Linked DNA regions of Homo sapiens: region 2 is linked to region 1. A link is a contact called in ENCODE Hi-C or POLR2A ChIA-PET data. All regions are on one chromosome and are shown on one strand. Each heading gives the region's core, a stretch centred on a gene start or an enhancer-like site at or near the end of the contact. The rest is flanking DNA. Distances are from core to core; before and after follow the strand shown.

Evidence for each region. Hi-C counts contacts between places; a loop is a spot of excess contacts on that map. ChIA-PET counts read pairs that join two places held with the same protein, here RNA polymerase II (POLR2A). Pooled maps may share reads with other maps.
Region 2: a pooled map shows a loop between it and region 1 (14-fold over the local background). The contact joins the promoter of CPNE8 here to the promoter of YARS2 in region 1. A Hi-C loop is called at or near these places in 1 of 37 single-sample maps with no recorded cell type and 10 of 50 pooled maps. POLR2A ChIA-PET finds 5 or more read pairs at or near these places in 2 of 52 experiments (CD8-positive, alpha-beta memory T cell and naive thymus-derived CD4-positive, alpha-beta T cell).

Annotation. Positions count from the first base shown.
Region 1 is chr12:32,752,504-32,758,924 of GRCh38, reverse strand. It overlaps YARS2 (tyrosyl-tRNA synthetase 2), which reads left to right and starts at 3,028. Exons shown (of 5, transcript NM_001040436.3): 1 at 3,028-3,829; 2 at 4,840-5,007. The coding sequence starts at 3,051. RefSeq lists enhancers at 2,169-2,808, 3,013-3,242, 3,263-3,362, 2,809-3,448, 3,733-3,892 and 1 more.
Region 2 is chr12:38,903,057-38,909,477 of GRCh38, reverse strand. CPNE8 (copine 8) reads left to right here and starts at 3,887. Exons shown (of 20, transcript NM_153634.3): 1 at 3,887-4,041. The coding sequence starts at 3,944. It overlaps CPNE8-AS1 (CPNE8 antisense RNA 1), which reads right to left and starts at 3,766. Exons shown (of 2, transcript XR_007063275.1): 1 at 2,481-3,766; 2 at 1-168. RefSeq lists an enhancer at 2,343-2,602 and a silencer at 3,733-3,902.

The DNA.
Region 1 (6,421 bases), core at 1,779-4,278:
CAAATTATAAAAAGAGAGTAATTGATCTCACTGTATTTTCCAAACTTGTTGCTTGTTACTGTCATTAAGCTACTGTCAAGTCTCATCTAGCACCTCCTGTGACACCACCTTCTTTTTTTTTTTTTTTTTTTGAGACGGAGTTTGGCTTTCGTTGCCCAGGCTGGAGTGCAATGGCATGATCTCGGCTCACTGCAACCTCCACCTCGTGGGTGCAAGCAATGCTCCTGCCTCAGCCTCCCAAGTAGCTGGGATTACAGGCATGCGCCACCATGCCCGGCTAATTTTGTATTTTTATTAGAGATGGGGTTTCTCCATGTTGGTCAGGCTGGTCTCAAACTCCCAACCTCAAGTGATCCGCTCACCTCAGCCTCCCAAAGTGCTGGGATTACAGGCGTGAGCCACCGCACCCGGCCCGACACCACCTTCTATATCAGACTTTGCTGCCTCTTCATGAGATGCAACTAAACTTAAGAGACAAAGCAGAGCTCAAATCTATTTTTAAAAGACTTTATAATAAATTGTAATCCCAGGTAGAAATTTTCTATTTCTCATTATCCACAAAATTCTTCTCCATTAAGCACAGGTCATCAAGTAACCCTGACATCAAGTAACCCTGGCATACTGTTGTAACAAGTAGGATTTTCAAATTACTAACACACCTGTAAAAGCCAGAGAGTTGTGTGTCACCAGAAACACATGTGTGCCCTATGTATTAAGGTACTAAATAGAAAGCACCATTTGCTGTGTGTGTGACAGTACTGATTCCATGTTAGAAGAAAGCTTGCTTACTTGAATACAATTATTACTTTGCTTGATTTTGTAGATCATTCACTAAAATCAGCCTCAGAAAAACAGGATCTTGAACAGAGATAAAAGAAAATACCTAGATCAGCCTCTCTGTGAATGGGCTGACCGACCTAATAAGAATAGGCTGATGGTACCTGCAGAAAGCCACAAAATATTGACCAAGAAAGCAATGATTTACTGCCGACCTGAGACTGCACACGTTTCACAAAAATCTTTTTATCATCCTTTCTCTTAATTGCCCTTAAAAACCAGAGGTGGTCTTTGAACGCTAGCTCACTGCATCCCCCAGGGTTGCTGGTCTCTTGAATAAAGCTAACTTTACTTTCACTACAGCTCTTCTCTTGGGTTTTTGGCTTTCAAGTGACAAGTGGCCCAGATGTGAGTTTCCTTACGTGTGCTCAGGAGAATTTCCTGCCATACCTACTGAAATCTGTCCCTGATCAAAGTGGTGGACCATATGACTGCAGATTGGCCTTGCGAAGTAGCTCATGCCTGTAATCCCAACACTTTGGGAGGCAGAGGTGGGAAGCTTGCTTGAGGCCAGGAGTTTAGGACCACCCTGGGCAATACAGTGAGACCCCCGTCTCTACAAAAACAAAAAATAAAAATTAGCCAGGCATGGTAGTCCACACCTGTAGCTCCAGCTACTTGGGAGGCTGAGGCAGGAAGATCGCTGGAGCCTAGGAGTTCAAGGCTGCAGTGAACCATGATCCTGCCACGGCACTCCAGTGTGGACAACAGAGTGACACTTAAAAAAAAAAAAAACACTGAAGATCAACAGGTTATGATTGCAAATTTTAAGATATTTTGAACACACTATTTTCTTAAGCAGTTGGGAGTATGTTTAATAGCCTATTGAATGAGTATCTCAAAATCCTATTGAAGTTACTATTTGGCAATGAGAAACTAATTCACTGATAATTATACATGCAAAGAAACTAATTATTAAAATAAGTTTTCATTTTGTTAGATAACTTTATAACGTTAAAAAATGGAAAAGTCCTGTAGGGAATGATTTGGAACATGGCCCAGATCCCAGTCACAGGACCAAGGCACTCAATCCCCCAGCTGCTGGGAGTGTTGGTTGCTTATTGCTCACAGCTGAGTCCCTTCCTGCACATCTCACTCTCCAAAAGCCTTAACCCAGCGTTTTGCTTCCTCCCCAGAAACATCCCACATTTAATGAGCAGTCAGTAAGAGGGTCTAAAGGTCTGCCCCCTGGCCTCAATTCAGGATGACTCTGAAAGGAAATCCCGGCTCCAGAGCCCTTACTGGATTGCCTGAGGCCTCTATTACAAATTGTTCACAGTTCAACTTCTTTCTCCCTCCGCCCAACCCGGCCTCCCTCACTCCATTATAGGTGTTGTTCTTAAGAGCACACTCCAATTACCCTCCTGCAAACCAGTCTCCCCCCCAACTCAGAGTCCAGGGAATTCTACCTAAGACGATTTTGAAAGCGGTCCTAGAAATCAGGCTCTAACATGGGATTTTGAAGCTAGATCACCTGCCAGCCAGCTGCCAATAAGAACCTCATCCCTGGTCAGTATTCAGAGCACCTGTCACGCTGCACGATGTGATTACTAACTTGAATCCACTCATGCTAAGCTGTGTCCCAACCTAGTTAACTGTATTTAAAATAAATAAACCACAGGACTTGATGCATGTACTTTATTGCACTGAGTTTTTCTTGCTATACCTTGGACAAGACTGCCACCTCCTGGAAGAGCCGATGAATACTGGGGACGAGGTGCAATTAGGGAATCGGTACTATGAAATTGCTTGCGTCTCAGCAGCAACTCCCTATCTCTCCGCGAACTTAAACCAATTCCTAACCTTTCTCAACCTCTGTGAACAGCTTTTTGCATGGAACCAAGACTTCAAAGAACTTGCGCATCACAATCTTTTTACGTGAAAATGTAAATACAAGTTAGCATTTGTGAAGCGTTATGTGCCAAATGCTTTAATTTTTAAGGCTCACAACAGCCTTATGAGGTAGGAACTATCATAAGCAGATCCACACTGCTGATGGAAAAATTAAGTTTAAGGGAACGTAAGGCGACGGCTCTGAGGCGGAATCGCCACTTGGAGTCGGGACTCAACTGCTGAGAGCGCAAGCTCCGTAACTACGTAACCGTCTCGGGCATGCGCAGAAAAACACTGAAGCACCTTCCCTAGGAGCTGTAAGTAGGTGGGTGTGGTGGGAGCCTCTGCAATCCCAGCATTCCCTTCGTGCCGCTACCAAGATGGCGGCGCCCATCTTGCGGTCCTTTTCCTGGGGCCGGTGGTCTGGTACCCTAAATCTCTCAGTATTGTTGCCCTTGGGGCTGCGTAAGGCCCACTCGGGCGCTCAGGGGTTACTGGCAGCGCAGAAGGCTCGAGGTCTGTTCAAGGACTTCTTCCCGGAGACGGGGACGAAAATAGAGCTCCCAGAGCTCTTCGACCGTGGCACGGCGAGTTTTCCCCAAACCATTTACTGTGGCTTCGACCCCACGGCAGACTCGCTTCATGTGGGTCATCTACTTGCGCTGCTGGGCCTGTTTCATTTGCAGCGAGCGGGCCACAACGTGATCGCGCTGGTGGGAGGCGCCACGGCGCGCCTGGGAGACCCGAGCGGCCGTACCAAGGAACGCGAGGCGCTGGAGACAGAGCGCGTGCGAGCCAACGCGCGAGCTCTGCGCCTAGGGCTTGAGGCCCTGGCGGCTAATCACCAGCAGCTTTTCACTGATGGGCGCTCCTGGGGCAGCTTCACTGTGCTGGACAACTCGGCCTGGTACCAGAAGCAGCACCTGGTGGACTTCCTGGCGGCAGTGGGGGGTCACTTCCGCATGGGGACGCTGCTGAGCCGGCAGAGCGTGCAGCTGCGGCTCAAGAGCCCCGAGGGCATGAGCTTGGCCGAGTTCTTTTACCAGGTGCTCCAGGCCTATGACTTCTATTACCTCTTCCAGCGTTATGGATGCAGGGTCCAGCTGGGCGGATCTGATCAACTAGGCAACATCATGTCCGGATATGAGTTCATCAACAAGTAAGTGCCTTTAAACCTTGGGGAAATCCTGGGACCAAATAATTTACACACTAGTAGCCTGTGATTCACTCTTAGGATTGTAGTTGCTGCCCTTCGTTCCAGCTCTTGTTGGTTTTATCCCCATTAAGGCTCTATAATGGCGTTAATAACACTGGCTAATAAGAATTAAAGGGCTGAATTAAGGGTATTAAGAGTAAACGGTGTATTCTAAAAATTAGCTGGGCGTGGTGATGCACGCCTGTAATCCCAGCTATTCGGGAGGCTGAGGCAGGAGAATCTCTTGAACCCGGGAGGCGAAGGTTTCAGTGAGCCGAGATCGCGCCACTGCACTCCAGCCTGGGGCAACAGAGGGAGACTCCGTCTCAAAAAAAAAAAAAAAAAAAAGGGAAACAGACCACTAGTGAAGATTTGGTCGGTCTGTTTTGCTTCGCCTAAGTCGTCCTCTCTAATTAGAGAAACTGCTTTTGTGTGTTTATACCAGAACGTGACTGGGCCTCCTTGAGTAGCTAGCCTCTGCTTTAGCTCTGCACCCTCCATGAAACTAGTGTTAGTCCTTGGTTGGTATCTCAAAAAGTTTTTTCAACTCCAAATAATTGACAAGTAATGCGGGTCTAATAGCATTTTCTTGAGAGAGGTGAAGGATAGGGCTAGCTCATGTGCAACAGAGCAAAGCACATGTTTAAAAGGCGTTTAGAAGATTTCCTTTAGTGTCTCTTCCTGACACCCCTTCACCCAGTTTTCTCCTTCCCACTCAGCCTTTCAAAATCTCTAGTCCATTGTTATGTAGCACTTCCCCTTGGCCTGCCTAGAACCTGCCTGGAACCACTCATGAGGTTCAGAATGAATAGAGTAAGTACTGTAACAATACATAAGAGGAACAAGAATTCAGATTTAGGAGGTCAAGGAAGTTTTCCTGGAGCAAGTAACCAGAAAGAAATCTGGAAGGTGAACAGTAGAACCTACCACCACTTGTGCTTGAGGCACATAATGAAATTGTTCTTTATGCGTAGGTTGACTGGAGAAGATGTATTTGGAATCACCGTTCCTCTAATTACAAGTACAACTGGAGCAAAGCTGGGAAAGTCTGCTGGCAACGCTGTTTGGCTAAACAGAGATAAGACATCTCCATTTGAATTGTATCAATTCTTTGTCAGGCAACCGGACGATTCAGTGGAAAGGTGAGTTCTGAATAATGGGCTGAGAAAAACTGACACCATAAACTCATGATGTAATTTTAGCCATTGAATCTATGTACATTTTATAGTTTTTTTGTTTTTAACGTAGTTTCTGTCTGTACATAAACCATTACATCATAGAAGACTAATTTTTACTGTGTTCTAAAGTTAAACACTTTGTTGGTTAAAGCAGAAAAACAGTGGGTGGCTAGAAAATGTAGAGCCAACTTTTTGATCTGTATCTAGCAAGTTCTTAGGATTTTATCACCTGCATATTCTAGTTTTTTCACTCCTTTCAACTTAACCTTGACTACCCTTATTTTTCCTTTGTCTCTCTTCTCTCACAAATATGACTTTAAAGATCCTCTTAAGAAATGATTTCTCCTTAAATCAAATTGCCTTAAACTCTTGGAAGAATATGAATTAATGAGAAACAAATATACCTGCAACAAAAAGTGAAAAAAATATTTTGATGCTCTGTAACATCAAAGTAATCTAGGAATAATTCTTTAAGACTTAAAAGGTATATGACTTTCCTGCAAAATATTAAAAGATGCTATTGAGCAAAATAAAGACCTACATAAATGGAGAGTTAGACCATATTCATAGTACAAAAATAATATCAGTTCTTTTTTGTATTTTTTGAAACAGAATCTCACTCCCATTGCCCAGGCTAGAGTGTAGTGACGCAGTCTTGGCTCACTGTAGCCTGAAATTCCCAGGCTCAGGTGCACACCACCATGCCCAGCTAATTTTGTATTTTTTTTTTAGTAATGGTGGAGTTTCACCTTGTTCCCCAGGCTGGTCTCAGACTCCTGGACTCAAGCGATAAACCTGCCTCAGACTCCCAAAGTGCTGGGATTACAGCATGAGCCCCCGCACCCGGCCAAGATACCAGTTCTGGATTTGATCTACATTTAGTACAGTGCCAACCATATCTAAACCGGCTTTTTGTGGAACTTGACAAGCTCATTGTAACACTGACATAGAAATAAAAAGGGCTAAGATTGGCCAAGATGTTTTTGAAGAACAGAGTGGAAGATTATCATGCCTTATTACAAAATTTTGGTAATTGTGTTTTTTTCTCTTTAGATTTAGTCCTAGAATGTTTGACGATATAGTCCTGGGGTTTTGATGTATTGAGAATTGATAATCTTTTTTTTTTTTTTTTTTTTTTTTTGAGGCAGTGTCTCACTTTGTTGCCCAGGCTAGAGTGTAGTGGCATGATCTTGGCTCATTGCAACCTCCGCCTCCTGGGTTCAAGTGATTCTCCTGAGTAGCTAGGACTACAGGCATGCGCCACCATGCCCAGCTAATTTTTGTATTTTTGTAGAGGCAGGGTTTCGCCATGTTGGCCAGGCTGGTCTCGAACTCCTGACCTCAAGTGATCCACCTTCCTCAGCCTCCCAAAGTGCTG
Region 2 (6,421 bases), core at 2,638-5,137, 6.1 Mb before region 1:
TCTTCCAGCTTCCTGTGGTTACTGATAATACTTGATATTCTTTGCCTTTGGTGGTACAACTTCAGTCTCTGCCTCTATCTCCACATGGCCTTGTTCTCGGTCTGTATTTTTCCAAGTCTCTCTCTCCTTAAGCACACCACTCCACTGCTGACATATATTAAGGAAGACCTAAATAAATGGAAAGATATATAATGTTCATAGATCAGAAGATAAATTTGGATCAGATGTCAATTATTCTCTGATTTGTCCATAGAATCAATGCAACCCCAATGAAAATCTCAACAAGACTTTTTGTGGACCTTGTCTAGCTGATTCTAAAATTTATATGAAAATGAGAAGGATTAAAAATGAAAAAACAATTTTGAAGAGGATCAAAGTTGGAAAATTTATACTACCTGACTTTAAGAGTTATTTTAAAGCTATAGTAATCAAGACTCTGTGGCATTGGCTTAAAGAAAGACAAATAGGTAAATGGAATAGGATAGAGTCTAAAAAATGGACTCATAGATATATGTTAATTTTTGGCAAAGGATGCAAAGATTTTTCAATGAAAAAGGGTAGTATTTTCAACAAATGGTGCTAGCAAAATCTGATGACAATGTGTAAAAATGAGAACTTTGATTAGAAAAACCAAAATAAATTATAGAGATAAACGTAAAACCTAAAACTAAAATTTTAGGGGAAAGTATAGAAGATGATAATTTTTGTGATCTCACATTAGACAAATATTTCTTAGTTTTGACATCAATATTATGATTTATAATAGATAACGTTGAAGAACTAGATTCATCAAAATTAGAAACTTCTTCTCTTTGATAGACAGGAGAATGAAAACACAAGCCACAGACTGTCAGAAAATATTTTGTAAACCACATGCGATAAAGGTCTTGGATACAGAATAAAGAATTCTCAAAACTCAGAAATAAGAAAACCAACAACATAATAAAAAAATAAGTAAAATATATGAAGACACTTCACCAAAGAAGATACGTATACACATAGCAAAAAGACATAGGAAAATACGTTCAACATCATTTGTCATGAAGCCACATGAGATATTACTACACATCTGTTAGATAAGCTAAAATTTAAAAGACCATCATAAATGTTGGCAAGGATGTGTGCAACCAGATCTCTTATATACTGTTGTGGTAAAGAAAAGTAGTAAAACTCTTTTGAAAAAAAAGTTTAATAGTTTCTTTTTCTTTTTGAGACAGAGTCTCGCTCTGTCCCTAGGCTGGAGTGCAGTGGCGCGATCAATCTCCACTCACTGAAACCTCTGCCTCAGGGGTTCAAGAGATTCTCCTGCCTCAGCCTCCGGAGTAGCTGGGACTATAGGCGCACACCACCATGCCCGGCTAATTTTTGTATTTTTGGTAGAGACAGGGTTTCACCACGTTAGCCAGGATGGTCTCGATCTCTTGACCTCATGATCCGCCCACCTCACCCTCCCAAAGCGCTGGGATTACAGGCATGAGCCACCGCACCTGGCCTTAATAGTTTCTTAAAAAGTTAAACATACACATTCCATATGATCCAGCTGTTCCACTCCTAGGTACTTACCCAGAAGTAATGAAAACATACGTCCACAGAAAGAGTTGTACATATATGTTCATATCAGTTTCATTTGTAATTGCCCAAAGTTCGAACAACCAAAGTGTCCATCATCAGGTGAATGGACAATTTATAGCGCATATATACAATGAAATAAATTAAAAATTTATTTCATTAAATAAATGAAATTTATTAATTTAAAATAAATTAAAAATTTATTTCTTTGTATATATGAATAAATATTTAAAAAGTAGAATGAACTATTGATGCTAACATAGATGAATCTCAAAAGAACTTTGCTTAGTGGAAGAAGCCAGACCAAAAATACTACCTGCTTTATGATTCCACATACATAATTTTTAAAAATGCAAACTCTTCTATAGTGACATAAAGATCAGTGGTTGCTTAGAGGGTTGTTTCAGTGATGAAAGGAGGTACTGATTACGACGTAAGAAAACTTTTGGGTGATGGAATGATTCATTATTTTGATTTTGGTGATGGCTTCACAGGGAGATACATGAGTCAACATTTATCGAATGATGGATGCACTTTAAGTGCAGTTCATTATATATGTTATACCTCACTGAAGTGGAAACAAATTGGATGTAAGTATCCCACATGTTGACTACTAAAGTTCTCAAGTTTCATCTCTTCAGTAGGCTTCTGTAAAGTAAAATTCTGGTGAGCTTAAAAAAAAACCTAGATCTCTATGCCAAATTAACTTTGAGCAGCATAATAGAAATGCCTGGGGTTTTAGGGCATTTCCAAATCGCAGTAAACTACAGTTTAATTTGTAATAGGACAAGAGGAAGGAAAAAAAAAGAAGAAAAAGCGGTGGGTGGGGAAATCAGGAAAGGAAAGCAAGAAGAAACAGGGGAAGTACACTCGGCAGGGGAATCGGCAAGACTGCACCTACACACTCTCACCCGCCTCTATAGATTCTCTAGGCAGGAGGCTGCAAGTGGATTAAAATGTTACAACGCAAGGCAAGTCCTCCACCGCAAAAACTGCTCCTCCCAGACTTAGCCCAACCAGCTGGAAACTCCGTGCTTGGAGCGTTAAATCGGACGGACACCCGCCCCCTCTCCACCCTCTGCCTTCCAGCTGCGCCGCATCCTGTTCTCCGTCGCCGCCTGGTGGCGAGCTCCCGGGACCCGCAGGCGCTCGGGTGAGGCAGGAGGGAAGGCGCGGGGAACAAAGGTCCCTGCAGTGGAGGGGCGCCTCGTCTACCTCCGGATGCTTTTGCCACGACTCCGTCTTGGCACCAGTCTTGCTGCCCTGGAATGCAGTTTCCCAAACGCAGCGCTCACTCTGACTCCTCTCTGCTTTTATCCGTCAGGTCTCAGTTCTTGCGGGTGGGAGTCGGCTGAAGGAGCTGCGTTATATGGTTGTGACATCACCCTCCCCGGCCCCCATTTTCAGGTCAGAACTTTCATGCCTTTGGAAACGAGGGACCCAGAAGAGCCCTTACTGTAGGAGGAATGTCGCCGTTAGACCTCTAAGCTCCGAAGAACCAAGGGGAGACAGAATCCAGATTGCTTCCTTAAATCCCAAGTAGTATTGTTTTTTCCACCTTAGAGTCCGCCCCCCCGCCCCCACTTGTCCCATATATTGATCGGCCACTTTGCCACCGTGTTCCAAGGTTGGAGAGCGTCACAATGCCCCACCGTCCCCAACTCTCAAGTGGCCGACAGTGGGCAGTCCAGAAGCTGGGACCAGACTCATCTGCCCGAGGGCACAGTAGGAGGGACGGAGGGATCTCCCAAGAGCTCCGAGGGCGAGGTGAGAACCAATTGTGGGGAGGGGGACCTTATAACGGGGCAGTTAGGAACGGGCAGAGGTGCCCCCACCTCCAGCTTTCAACTCAGGCGAGGAAACTTCGAGACCTTCCCGTCCACACCTGATTGACAGAAGGAAGCTGTCGCGGCCCAGGAGGCGAGTGTGGGTGTGCAGAGGTGGAGACAAAACCTAAAAGCACGCAGAGCCGGCGAGGGCTTGCGGTCCTGGACGGTAGGGGTCTGCGTCTGGTGCCACCTTCTCCATCAGGCTGCTTGCTGGGTCCACCAAGCCTGACCCCTCCAGCCAGGAGGGGATCACGGAGTGTGTCCCCCGCCCGGGCTGCTGCCTGCCGGAAGGGGGCTGGGAAACCGGGATCCCCGCGCGCCACTTGCCTGGCAGCGTCAGTTTCACCCAGGACTGGCTAGCGGTTCCCTCGTGGCTCTGCGCGGAGGTCCGCCTCCTCCCTTCCCTCCCCCATCCCGCGCGCTGCCTCCGCCTCCTTCTTCTGCCTCCACCCTCAACCCCCATCCCCGCCTGACGGGAGCTAGCCCTCAGTCCGCCCGAGCTGTGGTTGTGGGCGCCGGACAAGTCCAAGGCGCCTCCTCCCAATATGGACAGCCGCTACAACAGCACTGCGGGCATCGGGGACTTGAACCAGCTGAGCGCTGCCATCCCGGCCACGCGGGTGGAGGTGTCCGTGTCCTGCAGGTGAGGACGCAGCCCTTCCCCTCTCTCCTGCCCTCTCATCTGTGGGGTTGGTAGCACTTGGAGAGCGCTCGGGGTACCACGAGGCTTTGCGCAGGCAAGAAGTTGCGCCATGAGTGGGAAATATCTCAGTAGTGGGGCTGGAGTTACCCCGGGTCAGGTGACACAGGGGAGCGGGAATTAGAAGCGGTGGGCTCCGGGACTGAGACTTTGTATTTTCTTTCTGGGAAACGCTGTAAAAGTTGGCTGGGCTGTGACTCAGCTGTGGGAACACCGGCCGCCGCCCACTTTACAAGCCGGTTTTCCGCCCCAAACCCGGGCTGGATGGTTGGGTGATGACCGGAATCGAAGGGGACAGCACTGCCAAAAGCTCTTGTGACCGCTGCACGCTTAGGCCCGGGACTTCCTCTGCTAGGCGTGTGCAAACCTGCTGTTGCTAGGGTTGGCTCCAACCCCGGCAGCTTCCTCCCCACCCACTTCCTGGAGCCTTCCAGCTTGCTTCTCCCCGACCCTTCCGGGCTTTTTGCCTTTTGCCTGATAGGTAGAGATTTCGGCCCTCCTTGCAGACGAATCTATGCCTTACCTAAGATCTGGGAAGTCACGACTTTTGTTTTGATTTGTTTTCGGGCCCACATCTGAGTGCTTGTAAAAACTGACTCTCGGCCGGGCGCAGTGGCTCAGTACAGTTTATACGCCTGTATTCCCAGCACTTTGGGAGGCCAAGGCGGGTGGATCACGAGGTCAGGAGTTCGAGACCAGCCTGGCCAATATGGTGAAACTCCGTCTCTACTAAAAATGCAAAAATTAGCCGGACGTGGTGGCACGCGCCTGTAGTCCCAGCTACTCGGGAGACTGAGACAGGAGAATCGCTTGAACCCGGGATGTGGATGTTGCAATGAGCTGAGATCTTGCCATTGCACTCCAGCCTGGGCGACAGCGCAAGACTCCATCTCAAAAAAAAAAAAAAAACAAAAAAAAACTGACTTTCAACCCTGTCCAGAGACTGTAAATTGCAAACTCGTTGTCCTGACCTTTCGGTTAGTTGCCCTGTAAATAAAGCAGCATCACCGCTATATCATAGATGATTTTGAGAAGGAGATGAGCGATGGTGCTAAATTGGTACTGGCCACTAATTTGCGAATTAATATTGACCCTGGAGCCCACTCCCTTGTTTGCATAATTGGGTCTGTCTCACTGGAAAACTGGCTCCTCATTTATCCATTTTTGCCCTAAGATTGTTTTTATGCCCTCACATCCTCCCTTTCCTTTCCTTAGCAAACTTGCCTTGAAGATATCTAACAAATTTGGGTGATCTTGATGTAAATAAGTTTAAAATTCCATCAATCTTGACTTTGCATTTTCACAAACTGAGCCTAAAGCCAAAGGAATTCTTTTCTGGGGGTGAAAATTCGAGCACCAGCAACCGTAGTAGAAGTATTATTTGAGGGTAGGGGACAGCCTTTATCTAGCCCTGAAACTATATCACCTGATTGTTTGCCGCCTCTTAAGACTGATCTGGGACTATGGAAATAATCATGCTGATAATGATAGCTATCATTAAGCTCTTGCCTCATTGCTGTCACTGCTTTAAGTGCTGCCTGAGATTTTTCTGTCAATGGAACAGGTGAAGCTGTTTGGAAAACTCTTTAGAGGATTCCTAGGCCTTTTTCTTTTCTCTGAAGCTTGCTTTCGATGTTAGAGGGAAGTTACTGGTATATACAGATAATGGATAGCCGGAAGTCCTACAATAACAGCATTACTAGAGTTCTTATCCTCTGCTCAACAGTCTGCAAAGTCTGAATGGCATGTGGCCTATACTTGGAATGAATATAAAAGAATATTGTCAATCAAGTCTGAATTTTTCCATGAGCTTTTTAAGGGAAATTATACCTAAACTGGTCATTCTGCCAGTAGGGCCCATGTTTAATGCAGCCCCTTTTTTGATGCATGTTTTCTGTGAGTGTGCTGGGCATACTGAAGTCAATTGGCTTAAGGCAATTTGTTTCAGTTTGCTGCCTCAGAACCTGCAAATCCCTTGTTCCAGCTTTTTTTCATAACATTGCTTTGACATTTTGTTTTTAATTTTTAAGATTTCTAACAGGAAAAAAAAATCCTGAAAGAGAACCTGAATACTTAGTGTCAAGCATCTCTGCCAGGGGCACTAGTGCTTAGTCTATTGTTTGAGTTGCTTCTGACTCAGCTTACTATTTACGATAAGTTTGAGGTAAAAAGCATCTTTTGGGCAAAGAGAAACATAATTAAATACCCAAGTTAGTGCCTTTGGAATAGGTTTGGGAATAGTTCCTGAAAAGGTGGGTTAAATTTATTTTTAATACATTAAAATTCAAAGATAAAAATATTTGAGTATTGTTGGATCTTGTAA